2 separate regions of the Homo sapiens genome follow, and region 1 is linked to region 2. A link is a contact called in ENCODE Hi-C or POLR2A ChIA-PET data. All regions are on one chromosome and are shown on one strand. The core of a region is the stretch at or near the end of the contact, and the rest is flanking DNA. Distances in the headings are between cores, read along the strand shown.

Evidence for each region. A loop is a pair of places that touch in the nucleus more often than their neighbours do. ChIA-PET counts read pairs that join two places held with the same protein, here RNA polymerase II (POLR2A). Pooled maps may share reads with other maps.
Region 1: a pooled map shows a loop between it and region 2 (4-fold over the local background). The contact joins two enhancer-like sites. A Hi-C loop is called at or near these places in 1 of 168 maps with a recorded cell type or tissue (endothelial cell of hepatic sinusoid), 2 of 37 single-sample maps with no recorded cell type and 3 of 50 pooled maps. POLR2A ChIA-PET finds 5 or more read pairs at or near these places in 6 of 52 experiments (AG04450, GM10248, H1 and 3 more).

What each region holds. Positions count from the first base shown.
Region 1 is chr3:48,108,928-48,116,411 of GRCh38, forward strand. No RefSeq gene overlaps it. Among named protein-coding and RNA genes, the nearest start is that of CDC25A, 76 kb to the right of the region's middle. RefSeq lists enhancers at 4,466-4,967, 4,968-5,467, 7,096-7,484. Within about 2 kb of position 3,709, at least 4 of the 41 ENCODE cell types and tissues checked have a DNase peak (open chromatin) inside an H3K27ac peak, as active enhancers do.
Region 2 is chr3:48,032,769-48,039,276 of GRCh38, forward strand. It overlaps a transcript of MAP4 not described here and the pseudogene RPS27P30. Among named protein-coding and RNA genes, the nearest start is that of MAP4, 20 kb to the left of the region's middle. Within about 2 kb of position 1,428, at least 4 of the 41 ENCODE cell types and tissues checked have a DNase peak (open chromatin) inside an H3K27ac peak, as active enhancers do.

The sequences.
Region 1 (7,484 bases), core at 2,459-4,958, 78 kb after region 2:
AACATGGGAAAACCCCGTCTCTACTAAAAATACAAAAATTAGCCTGGCATGGTGGTGTGCGCCTTTAATCCCAGATACTCAGGAGGCTAAAGCCGGAGAATCACTTGAACCCAGGAGGTGGAGGTTGCAGTGAGCCAAGATGGCACACCTGCACTCCAGACTAGGCAACATAGTGAGACTCCATCTCAAATAAATAAATAATTTATAGTAAATAAATTAGTTGGCACAGAGTTGGGCACCTGTAGTCCCAGCTACTCGAGAGATTGAATCAAGAGGATCACTTGAGTCCTGGAGTTTGAGGCTGCAGTAAGCTATGATCACACCACTACACTCCAGCCTGGGTGATGACAGAGCAAGACCCTGTTTCAAAAAAAATAAAATTTAGGCCAGGCACGGTGGCTCACGCCTGTAATCCCAGCACTTTGGGAGGCCGAGGTGAGTGGATCACAAGATCAGGAGTTTGAGACCAGCCTGGCCAATGTGGTGAAACCCATCTCTACTAAAAATACAAAAGTATTAGCCAGGTGTGGTGGCAGCCACCTGTAGTCCCAGCTACTCGGGAGGTTGAGGCAGGAGAATTGCTTGAATGCAGGAGAATCACTTGAACGCAGAGGCAGAGGTTGCAGTGAGCCAAGATGGCGCCACTGCACTCCAGCCTGGGCGACGGAGCAAGACTGTCTCAAAAAAAAAATAAATAAATAAAAAATAAATAAAATTTTGAAAAACAATGCTTATAGCAACTTTATTCTTTTTTTTTTTTGAGATGGAGTCTCACTCTGTCACCCAGGCTAAAGTACACAATCTTGGCTGACTGCAACCTCTGCCTCCCCGGTTTAAGCGATTCACCTGCCTCAGCCTCCTGAGTAGCTGGGATTACAGTAGCATGCCACCATGCTAATTTTTGTATTTTTGTACAGACGGGGTTTCACCATATTAGCCAGGCGTGAGCCACTGCGCCCATCCACAACTTTATTCTTAATAGCCACAAACTGGAAACATGATACTGTGAAATATACACAGTCATGCAACGTTTTGGTCAACAAGCTGCATATATGACAGTGGTCCCATAAGATATACAGATAGATTAATAGATAGATAGATAATTGGTTTTTTTCCTAGAGAGGGTGTCTCATTATGTTGCCCAGGCTGGTCTTGAACCCCTGGTTCAAGTGCTTCTCCCACCTCTACCTCCTAAAGTGCTGGGATTACAAGGTGTGAGCCACTTAGCCCTACCCTATAAGATTATAATACTGCATTTTTGGCCAGGCACGGTGGCTTAAGCCTATAATCCCAGCACTTTGGGAGGCCAAGGCAGGTGAATCGCTTGAGGTCAGGAGTTCGAGACCAGTCTGGCCAAGATGGTGAAACCCTGTCTCTACTAAAAATACAAAAATTAGCTGGGCATGACTGCAGCTGCCTATAATCCCAGCTACTTGGAAAACTGAGGCACGAGAATTACTTGAACCCAGGAGGTGGAGGTTGCAGTGAGCTGAGATTGTGCCACTGCACTCCAGCCTGGAATAGAGCGAGACTCAGTCTCAAAAAAAAAAAAAGATTATAATACTATATTTTTACTGTACCTTTTCTATGTTTAGATATGTTTAGATACATAAATATTTACCAGGTGTTACAATTGCCTATAGTATTCAGTGCAGTAACACGCTGTACAGGTTTGTGGTGTAGGAGCAACAGGCTACATCCTGTACCCTGGGTATTCTAGGTATTTAGTAGGCTGTATCATCTAGGTATGTGTAAGTACACTCTATGGTGTTCGCACAATGATGAAATCACTTAGTGATGCATTTCTTAGAACACATCCCTCTTGTTAAGCTAAGTAAAACTGTATTTGGTCTTTATCCCACTTTTCTGGCATACAACTCCTAAAATTATTGGAATTCAGAGTGGTATCTTTTGTACACTATTAAGTTGCCTGGTGGCTGGCAGCCCCTAGGTAGCTTCAGGATGGGGGCTAGTAACAGCGAAGACCAAGGCAGATTAGAGGGTTGTAACTTTTCAGCACCACTCCCCAACCTCCTGGGAGAGGAGAGAGGCTGACAGTTAAGTCGATCACCAATGGTTAATTATTTAATCAACCATGCCTATGTAATGAAGTCTCCATTAAAAATCCAAATGAGGCCAGGCACAGTGGCTCACACCTGTAATCCTAGCGCTTTGAGAGGCAGAGATGGGCAGATCACTAGAGCCCAGACATTCAAGACCAGCCTGGGCAACATGACGAGACCATCTCTCTACAAAAAAAATAAATACAAAAAAAATTAGGCTGGGTGCAGTGGCTCACGCCTGTAATCCCAACACTTTGGGAGGCCAAGGAGGGTAGATCACCTGAGGTCAGGAGTTCGAGACCAGCCTGGTCAACATGGTGAAACCCCATCTCTACTGAAAATATGAAAAATAGCCAGGCGTGGTGGTGCATGCCTATAATCCCAGCTATTCAGGATACTAAACCTTCAACATATGGGATCTGACTCTATCTCTGGGTAGATAGTGCCAGAATTAAACTGAATTGGAGGACATATAGCTGGTGTCCACAGCTGAAGGACTACTTGCTTGGTGTGGGGGGAAAAACTCCCGTACACTGGTCACAGAAGTATTGTTGACTGCTGAGTAAGAGAATAGGAAAAATCACTTGGTTGTTTTTTTTTGTTCCTCCACCTATAATGTCATGTTTGGTGTCAGAAGTGGGATTTACTACACCAGCCCTGCTCATGGAAACATGTAGTTTGGGAAGAAAAAGGATAAAGGGTGGGAGGTGAGGAACTTTTGATTCCTGGGTGGCCGTGTGGTCCCCCATGGTACGAAGTATCAGCTGTGCTACAATCAGTTACAAAAGGTAAAAGTTACCAATAAAATTTAGAGATGGATCCAACTCCCAGGGAGTAGGTTTACCAAATGGATAAAGAAATGCAAACTAGGCTGGGTGCAGTGACTCACGCCTGTAATCCCAGCACTTTGGGAGGCCGAGGCGGGAGAATCACTTGAGGTCAGGATTTCCTCAACACCAGCCTGGGTGACATGGTGAAACCCTGTCTCTAATAAAAATACAAAAATTAGGTCGGGCACGATGGCTCATGCCTGTAATCCCAGCACTTTGGGAGGCTTCAGCAGGCAGATCACCTGAGGCCAGGAGTTTGAGACTAGCCTGACCAACATGGAGAAACCCCAACCCTACTAAAAATACAAAGTTAGCCAGGCGTAGTGGCATGCGCCTGTAATCCCAGGTACTCAGGAGGCTGAGGCAGGAGAATCGCTTGAACCCAGGAGGTGGAGGTTGCGGTGAGCCGAGATTGCACCATTGCACTCCAGCCTGGGCAACAAGAGCAAAACTCTGTCTCAAAACAATGACAACAACAACAACAAAAATACAAAAATTAGCTGGGCATGGTGGTGCGGGCCTGTAGTCCCAGCTACTTGGGAGGCTAAGGTGGGAGGATCACTTAAGCCTGGGAGGTGGAGATTGAAGTGAGCCTAGATTGCACCACTGCACTCCAGCCTGGGTGACAGAATGAGACCATGTCTCAAAACAACAAAAAAGAAATGCAAACTAATAAGAAAAAAACACAAAATTTCAATTCCTTGTTTACTGTTATATATAATAGCTAAAAATGAAAGTAAAAGGGAGTTCTGGGTCAATCTTGATGCTAGACTAAGTTTAGCTTTCAGTTAGTCTGAGCTTTGGCCACAAGCCACAAAGCCTCCCCCAGAAGGGAAAAATTATAGAGAGACAACAGAAAGTACCTCTAAGACCTGTGGTTACCAAAAAGGCAGTCAATGCGGGGAAGCAGCAAAACCAAGATACTGTGAAAACTAGAGGGATAGTATGAAGGAAGCGTTTCATTTTGCAGATTGGTATCATCAGGCTCCTGAGGAGGCTTTACTAAAATGGATTTTGAGAGCAACAAATTTAGGAGCAGTATCTTTGGTTTGAAGTGCTGCAGAGTGAAAGAGCATGTTTGGGTTGATACAGGACCCACAGCTCACTATGGAACAATCACAGATAGCTCTACGACACACAGACACATAGGAGGTTATTCCCAAGGGAACAGCCAGCCTGATGGACTGGATAAAAGCCATGGTAAGGTCTGTTTACCCTGCAAAGGGGGACTGCCTGGCTCCACCTACAAATGCCAAATAGAACACTCAGATGAAGCAGCTGATATACTTCATATGCAAGCCATATGGGACTGGCTTTAGGATAAATGACATATTCACTCACTTAATATTGCCAAGAACCCTTTAATGGGAACCCCAGCCCCCTAAAATAACTATATTGCTGCAAAAGGGAAAGACAATTCGGGAAGCCTTATCAAATGTACTGTCTCAGATTCCCCTCACGAGTCTTTCAGATGCTAATAAAAACACTACGTTAGCCATTGTTTCGGACAAAGCTCCTGCACTAGGCCCCAAAAGACCAGACTAAAAACTAAAATGGGCCGGGCAAGGTGGCTAACGTCTGTAATCCCATCACTTTGGGAGGCTGAGGCTGGCGGATCACCTGAGGTTAGCCGGGCATGGTGGCGGACACCTGTAGTCCCAGCTACTCGGGAAGCTGAGACAGGAGAATTGCTTGAACCCGGGAGGTGGAGGTTGCAGTGAGCCGACACTGCGCCACTGCACTCCATCCTGGGCAACAAAAGTGAGACTCTGTCTCAAAAAAAAAAAAAAGGAAAAAACTAAAATAGAATTACTCATGCTAAAATTATATGTTAAGAAACCAAGCTGTTTACCTGACCTTCTGAGAAATCAGAAGAATGAGAGATAATAGCCAAATTCCAAAACAGGCCAGTTTTATGTAACATGATGATGAAGTTCCCTCTGTGTGTGTTTTTTGTTTTTTTTTTTTTTTAGACAGAGCCTCGCTCTGTTGCCCAGGCTGGAGTGCAGTGGCGCGATCTCAGCTCACTGGAACCCCTTCCTCCCAAATTCAAGCTATTCTCGTGCCTCAGCCTCCTGAGTAGCTGGGGCTACAGGCACGTGCCACCATGCCCAGCTAATTTTTTGTATTTTTAGTAAAGACAGGGTTTCACCATGTTGGCTAGGCTGGTCTTGAACTCCTGACCTCGTGATCCACCCACTTCGGCCTCCCAAAGTGCCGGGATTACAGGCGTGAGCCACCACACCCAGCCCCACAACTCCTTAGCTTAACATGGAGACTCCCTTCTATTGATTTCTGGTCTTTAGATAAACTCTCAAACTCTTTTAACCAATGGCAAATCAGAGACTCTTTGAAGTCCATTTATGACCTAGACTTGGAAACACCCGCCACTTGAAGATGTCCTGCCTTTCCAGACCAAACCAATGTACATCTTACATGTATTGATTGATGTCTTCTGTCTCCCTAAAATGTATAAAACCAGTCTGTAGGCCGGACGCGGTGGCTCACGCCTGTAATCCCAGCACTTTGGGAGGCCGAGGTGGGCGGATCACGAGGTCAGGAGATCGAGATCACCCTGGTTAACACGGTGAAACCCTGTCTCTACTAAAAAAATACAAAAAATTAGCCGGGCATTGTGGTGGGCGCCTGTAGTCCCAGCTACTCGGGAGGCTGAGGAAGGAGAATGGCATGAACCCAGGAGGCAGAGCTTGCAGTGAGCTGAGATTGAGCCACTGCACTCTAGCCTGGGCGACAGAGCGAGACTCCATCTCCAAACAAACAAACAAACAAACAAACAAACAAAAAAACCAGTCTGTGGCCTGACCACTGTAAAAACTAAAGGTTCCTCTTCAAAGACTTTCCTCCCCATTTAATTAGGAATAAATAGTAACTTCTCTTAGAAGCAAAATTTATTCAAAGACCTGTGCTAACATTCTTAAATATCTGCTAGCCATGATAAAGAAATCAATGTACTTTATGTTTTTAGCTTCCAAGGTGTTTTTACCTTTCTTAGCATTCCACAAGTTACTTTCTCCTTCCTTTGTTCTCCTCTACCTTTGCCTCTTTTAAAAAGTTCTAAGTTGCTAGCCAATCAGGACAAATACAGAATGTGAGGTCCCGTTCCAGCCAGTGGAAACCAGACACAGCAGTAGGGTGGATGTGTCAGGTTATAAATGACCCTGTCTCCTTTGTTCAGTGTACTCTCGTGGCAAAACTGCTGGTGAGTGTACCCTTTCTGCAGGAAGTAAAAATGGCCTTACTAAGGAAATTATATTTATGTTCAAGTGCTATTTCTTTACGGCACTGGGAAACAAGCATTTCAAATGCCACCTTGGGCACATGTTCTCAGGATCTCCTGGGGCTCTGTCATGGCCCATGGTCACTCATATTTGGCTCTGAATAAATCTCTTCAAATATTTTACTGAGTTTGACTCTTTTCTTTGACAGTACCCTTAAGATTTGTTTATTTCTTTTTCTTTTTCTTTTTTTTCTTTTTTGAGATGGAGTATCACTCTTGTCGTCCAGGTTGGAGTGCAGTGGTGCGATCTCGGCTCACTGCAACCTCCACCTCCCGGGTTCAAGCAAGTCTCCTGCCTCAGCCTCCCAAGTAGCTGGGAACACAGGCACACACCACCATGCCCAGCAAATTTTTGTATTTTTAGTAGAGATGGGATTTCACCATGTTGGCCAGGCTGGTCTCGAAATCCTGACCTCGGGTGATCCACCCACCTCGGCCTCCCAAAGTGCTGGGATTACAGGCATGAGCCACCGCGCGTGGCCTTTTTTTTTTTTTTTTTTTTTTTTTTTTTTTTTTTTTTTTCAAGATGGAGTTTTGCTCTTGTTGCCCAGGCTGGAATGCAATGGTGCGATCTCAGCTCATTGCAACCTCTGCCTCCTAGGTTCAAGCGATTCTCCTGCCTCAGCCTCCATAGTAGCTGAGATTACAGGCATGCGCCACCACATCTGGCTAGTTTTGTATTTTTAGTAGAGATGAGGTTTCACCATGTTGGTCTGGCTGGTCTCAAACTCCTGGCCTCAAGTGATCCACCTGTGGGATATGATGAGGTTTCTCTTCAGATAACCTGATCAATCATTTATTCTTTAATTCATAGTACCCCCCACCCTTTTTTTTCTCCTTTTTCTCCTTTTTTCCTTTTTGCCTTTGTTAGATGCCCAGGCACGCCGCCACAGTACCAGGCGTTATCAGTACCAGCTCACATTCCTTTCCTTATTTGGAAAGAGGACTAACTTTGTAGCTCATTACAGACACCCCTTACCCTTCCTCTCCACTTTCTTTTACGTGCCCACCCTATCTAAAAAAAATCAAATGTTTAGCCAACCGGGATTAGTTTAAATTGTATGACCCGGCCCCGGCCAATGGGGAAAGGGTACAGGGGCAGAACTTGTGTCAGGAATAAAGGCTCTCATGCTCCTTTGTTCAGGTGTGCTCTCATGGCAACTGGCCAAGGAGGCACCCCTCTGCACAGAAACAAAATTGCTTTGCTAAGGATCCTTTGTTCAAGTGTTCAATTTCCTTAGGATTTTGAGCGTTATTCCTAACGCACCTGCCTCGGCCTCCCAAAGTGCTGGG
Region 2 (6,508 bases), core at 178-2,677:
CTGAGAAACTTAATAAATATAGACAAAAGTGTGTATATCAATTAACTTACAAGTCTCTAATCACTGCAAACTAGCTGACTCTCGTTAAAGCTTCAAATCTTAAAGTTCTACCACTGGTACTCTTAGAAGCTAACTTACCCTTGTTGATCACAGAGAGACAACAGTGACCAAGTCTAATAAAAGCTTATTCATGTACACAGAAACAAAACAAAGTAACTTGGTGATGTGCACATCTAATATTTCCAACCAAATCACAAAACTTTAGAAAGGGCATTTGAATCCAACCTCCTTATTTTAAAAGTGAGAAAAGTCCAAGGAGATTAACAAATATATTTGTTCAAAGTCATCCCTGAGTTCTCAACTAAAAGTAGAATTTCTTTTCTGTCCTATATCCCAAATCAGGAAGCAAGGGGAAAAGGTAGGAGGTATTATCATTCTGATCATCATTTCCTCTGCTAACTTAGAATGCTTTCGTTTCTCAGGGATAAAGAAGGTAAGTCCAGCTATATCTATGTATTGGAAATAGCATCACATAGCTCTCCTTTTTAAAATGGCATGCCCTCCTCATGTGGATTTTTATCTTCTATTTAACTATCAGTTATCGCACTATGCTTCTACAGTTAGTATCTATGATGTGAAAGTTGAAGCCCTGGTTAAAGCTTCTTAAATCTACCATTTTATTTTGTACAAACAGAAAAGTATATTAGTTTTCTTTCCAGCTGTCCTTAATTTTTTTAATTGAAGTGAAGTTTACATAACATACAATTAACCATTTTAAAGTACATTATGATTTCTCTCCAGTTTCAAACTGTCCTTAAGAATTTTTTTATTTTTATTTTTAATTTTTTTGAAACGGGAGTCTCGCTCTGTCACCCAGGCTTGAGTGCAGTGGTAGGATCTCAGCTCACTGCAACCTCCGCCTCCGAGGTTCAAGTGATTCTCCTGCCTCAGCCTCCAGAGTAGCTGGGATTATAGGTGCACGCCACCACAGCCAGCTAGTTTTTGTATTTTTAGTAAAGACGGATTTTTTCACTATGTTGGCCAGGCTGGTTTCGAACTCCTGATCCTAGGTGATCTGCCCGCCTCAACCTCCCAAAGTGCTGGGATTACAGGTGTAAGCCACCGTGTCCAGCCAAGAATTTTTAATTAAAGATGCACTAATCCAAATGTAGATGAGCTACTCAATTTTCAGTTAATTAATCACATCTGAAGATAATGATGGCCTATGCCCTCATATCAAGTGTATCCTGAGCCCTTTTATCATTCTAATCTCTTTCTACACGTGGCCAACCAGAGTGCATACATATTGTGCCAAGTACCTTTCACCTTTTTCTACATATCAGTAGTATTCTATTTCACAGAAAACTCACACTCCTGCCCTAAACATAACCACAGAGTTAGGCTTATTGTGTGGTTAGCCTATCTGGCATGCCTTTGTCTCACAAATGCTTAGAGGACATTTCACACTACTTAGAAAGGAATGATCTCATCCCACTGACCCAACAGCTAATTTTATCAAAAAGCTTTTTGTTAAAAGCTGTGATAACCCAGGAAACCAGATCTATTTTTACTTTTATGGCAAGGAAAAGGAACAGAGAAAACCATAAGGAAAAAACAGCTCACACATTGACCATTTAAAAAAATCACTTAGGGGCCCAGCACAGTGGCTCATACCTGTAATCCCAGCACTTTGGGAGCCCAAGACAGGTGAATTACTTGAGGTCAGGAGTTCGAGACCAGCCTGGCCAACATAGTGAAACCCCGTCTCTACTAAAAATACAAAAAAAGAGCTAAGCATTGTGGCACACACCTGTAATCCCAGCTACTTGGGAGTATGAGGCATGAGAATCGCTTGAACCTGGAGGGGGAGGTTGCAGTGAGCTGAGATCATGCCACCACACTCCACCCTGGGCGACAGAGAGAGACTCTGTATCCAAAAAATAAAAAATTTTTTTTCACTTAGGCCAGGTGCAGTGGCTCACACCTGTAATCCCAGCACTTTGTGAGGCTGAGGTGGGAGGATTGCTTGAGTCCAGGAGTTCAAGACCAGCCTAGGCAACATACTGAGACCTTGTCTCTACAAAATATACAAAAATTAGCCAGGCATGGTGGCACATGCCTGTAATCCCAGCTCCTTGGGAGGCTGAGGTGAAAGATTTGCTTGAGACCAGGAGGTTGAGTCTACAGTGAGCTGTGACTGCACCACTGCACTCCAGCCTGGGAGACAGAGAGTGAGACACTGTCAAAAAAAATAACTTATTCTACAGTTTTCCCCCTTTCTTTGGTGTCTGACTACAAGTGAACAAAAAGAAAAACTTTCAGAATTGTTTAATGCAAGAAAAAAATCATTATTTTAACAATTAAAAAGCAAACTTCATATTACAGTCCAAACACTAAACCTACCTTGGGTCTGATTTGTATGAAAAAAAAAAAAAAAAAAGGATTTCTCTCCAATAAGACCCCAAGAAATATACAAGTCTTCAGTGGGAGATGCAATATAATAAAATGACAAAATATTAAAATTGAAGAAGAAAAAGGAAAAAAAAAAAAGAAACTCCAACCCATATAAAAAAATAAGAACTAGACCAGATGCAGTGGCTGACACCTGCAATCCCAGCACTTTGGGAGGCCGATGAGGGAGGACTGCTTCAGCACAGGTGTTCCAGATCAGCCTGGGAAACATAGGGAGATCCCGTCTCAACAAAAAATTTAAAAATTAGCCAGGCATGGTGGTATGTGCCTGTGGTCCCAGCTACTCAGGAGGCTGAGGTGGGAGGATTGCTGGAACCCAGGAGGTTGAGGCTGCAGTGAGTCGTGATGGCACCACTGCACTCACTCAACAGAGTGAGATCCTGTCTCAATAGACTAAAAATAAAAATAAGAAGAGCCAGCTGGGCATTGTGGCTCACACTTGTAATCCCAGCACTTTGGGAGGCCAAGGCAGGAGGAGCACATGAGGTCAGGAGTTCGAGATCAGCCTGGCCAACATGATGAAACCCCGCCTCTACTAAAATTACAAAAATTAGCCAGGTGTGGTGGCACACACCTGTAATCCCAGCTACTCGGGAGGCTGAGGCATGAGAATTGCTTGAACCTGGGTGGTGGAGGTTGCAGTGAGCCGAGATCCCACCACTGCATTCCAGCCTGGGCGACAGAGCGAGACTCCATCCCCCCCTCTCAAAAAAAAACAGCAGTTATTGCAGACTTATATTCCAGAGACCATTCTAATCACTTTACATAAATTACTTTGCTTAATATGTTGAACAACTCTAGGACATAGATAACCCCATTTAAAATGAGGACACCAGGGCACTTAGAGGTTAAATAACTTGCCTAAGATTGCTCAGCTAGTAAAGTGGCACAACTCTTAATTTACTACCAAATATTGTCTCTCACAGCAATCTTTATAGCAAGCTCTATGCAAAGCAAAATGATCATTCAACAGACTGAAAAGTCAAAGGCTATGATAATAGCCTTTAACAATTGAACACTAGTTTAATTGTTTATAACGCTACCTCCCACCTTTTCCACCCACAGCCACCCAATCCCATCCAGGCTGGGTAACCAGTTAGCTCCCTTCACCAACACCACTACCGACCTGACCCTCAAATGTAACACGTGAAACTGCCACACATTAAGCATTCATCTCCTATTAACTTTATGCCTCCTGTTTTTTAATTCTTAAAAACAGTTGTTATTCATCATTTATCATATTTCTGTGTACTCAAAGTACATGAATGTGCCTTCTGTCTTCGTAGGTCCAAGGGGGCGCCTTCTTGATATCGTCATGTATAGAGCTATGGCCAAATGCTGTGACATAGGGTATGCCCCTCCAGACTCTTGACGAGGCTGTTCTTTCTATGTAAACAGTACCAGTCTCTGAGCTAAAACACTTAAGAAACACAAAATAGATCAAGAGCACTGTTTAGAGTGAATCTCCCTAAGTTTATATGTATCAATCAGTATGCATATGAAAACCAAATGAGTGAAGGCGGCTGATGTAAACAAAAGAGCCTGCAACAGGCAAACATAAGCAATGAAAGCTAATATAGTATCTTCTGGTGTGTAGACCAGCTGTCTGACTTTCTAATGGTGAATGTTAGCCTACAGTAAGATAAAACAAAAGATGACTATAAGGCTGAGAGATAAAGACTAAAATGAGGTTACTGGCTTACAGCCTGAAAAGTATTCTGAAGCCAAAAATCAGATACAGAATTTGGACCCCTATGAAATGCATAAGGCTCTCCCCAAATCTCAACTACACCTCCCTACCCTGTCATTGATTCTTAGTGGGTCAGAATACATTCAGTAAGAATACTAGCATCAACATGAAATAAAATCTAAAAAGGAAATAAACTCTAGTAAATAAAGTTCTGAGGAAAGTAAAAAAGGGTCCCTCCAAGAATAGGAAAAGCTGTCACAAGAGGTACAGAACCTCCCTTTAGCTCTTCATGTGCTGGATTGATCCTATATACTCAAAAGCTGCATCAGAATGAGTAACATATGAATAAGAGTGGATAAGAATACTAAATCAAAAATGATTTATATCAATTATTGTCCATCTTCAATACTAAAATAATTCTTTCACGCTTAATAATTAAAATGCTATTCTTCTTCTCCACCTTTTCACTTTATTTATTTATGAGACAGGGTCTCATTCTGTTACTCAGGCTGGCGTGCAGTGACACAATCTTGGCTTACTGCAGCCTCGATCTCCTGAGGCTCAGGTGATCCTCCCACCTCAGCCTCCCAAGTAGCTGGAACTCCAAGCACATGCCACCATGCCTGGCTAATTTTTGTATTTTTTGTAGAGACAGGGCTTCTCCATGTTGCCCAGGCTGGTCTCAAACTCCTGGGCCCAAGCGATCCTGTCACCTTGGCCTCCCAAAGTGCTAGGATTACAGGTGTGAACCACAGCACCCAGCTTCAATATTTTCAGTACCTACCCCTCAACCTACCTCCATCCCTATGAAAGTCGCCATGACTTCAGGAGCACTCTATATGATATGTACTTCTAGTACACAGTTAATGTATGACATGTGCTTCTACTATACCACTTTATTATTTATGTGCCTATTACCCTCTATAAACTGTGAGCTCAAGAGTGAGGATTTTCGGCCAGGCACAGTGGCTCACGCCTGTAATCCCAGCACTTTGGGAGGCCAAGGTGGGTGGATCACCTGAGGTCAGGAGTTTGAAACCAGCCTGGCCAACATGGCAAAATGCCATCTCTACTAAATATACAAAAATTAGCCAAGCATTGGTGGCAGGCGTCTATAATCCCAGCTACTCAGGAGGCTGAGGCAAGAGAATCGCTTCAACCCAGCAGGTGGAGTTTGCAGTGAGCCGAGATCACGCCATTGCATTCCAGCCTGGGCATCAGAGCAAGACTCCATCTCCAAAAAAAGAAAAAAAAAAAAAAAAAAGAGTGAGGATTTTCGGAATATTTGGATGCTCACCCAGCACCTATCCCAGTTCCAGGAGCATGGCAGATGCAAAAGAACGTATGAAAGAGTGAAGGAAAGAAAAATATGTGTTTTTCTAATTCTCAAGTCTTCATTTTTTTCTTTTTATCACCATCCATGGCAAAAAAAAATTTATATTATGATCCATATTCACATACACATATATAAATGAAACAGAAGTTTTATAAATCAATACTCATCCATACTATGTACAATGCACTGAAACTTTTTTTTTTTTTTTTTTTGAGATGGAGTCCCACTCTGTTGCCCAGGCTGGAGTGCAGTGGCACGATCTTGGCTCACTGCAAGCTCTGCCTTCCAGGTTCATGCCATTCTCCCGCCTCAGCCTCCCAAGCAGCGGGGACTACAGGCGCCTGCCACCACGCCCAGCTAATTTTTTGTATTTTTAGCAGGGACGGGGTTTCACCGTGTTAGCCAGGATGGTCTTGAGCTCCTGACCTCGTGATCCGCCCGCCTCGGCCTCCCAGAGTGCTGGGATTACAGGCGTGAGCCACTGTGCCCGGCCTACTGAAATCTTCTATTCCATTATCTTCTAGTGTTGTTTTGCTTTTAAGAGTTGGCTGTAGGCCAAGGGCGATGGCTCATGCCTGTAATCCCAGCATTTTGGGAGGCTGAGGTAGGCAGATCACACGAGCCCAGGAGTTCAAGATCAGCCTGGGCAACATGGTGAGATCCAGTCTCTACAAAAAATACAAAAATTAGCCAGGCATGGTGATGCACGCCTATAGTCCCACCTATTTGGGAGGGCTAAGATAGGAGAATTACCTAAGCCTGGGGAGGTAAAGGCTGCAGTGAGCCGAGATCATACCACTGCACTCCAGCCTGGGAGACAGAGGGAAACTCTGTCTCAAAAAAAACAAACAAACAAAAACAGCAACAGAAAAAATAGTTGGCAGTGAGTCATAATTTGAAAAATTTCAGTCCTGGTAAAAACCAATCTCTTAACAGAAAGAGGTACTATTAAAACTGGTTTTCAGTTTTCCAGTGCTGACGATCCCCTCACGAGAACAGGCCTCTCACAA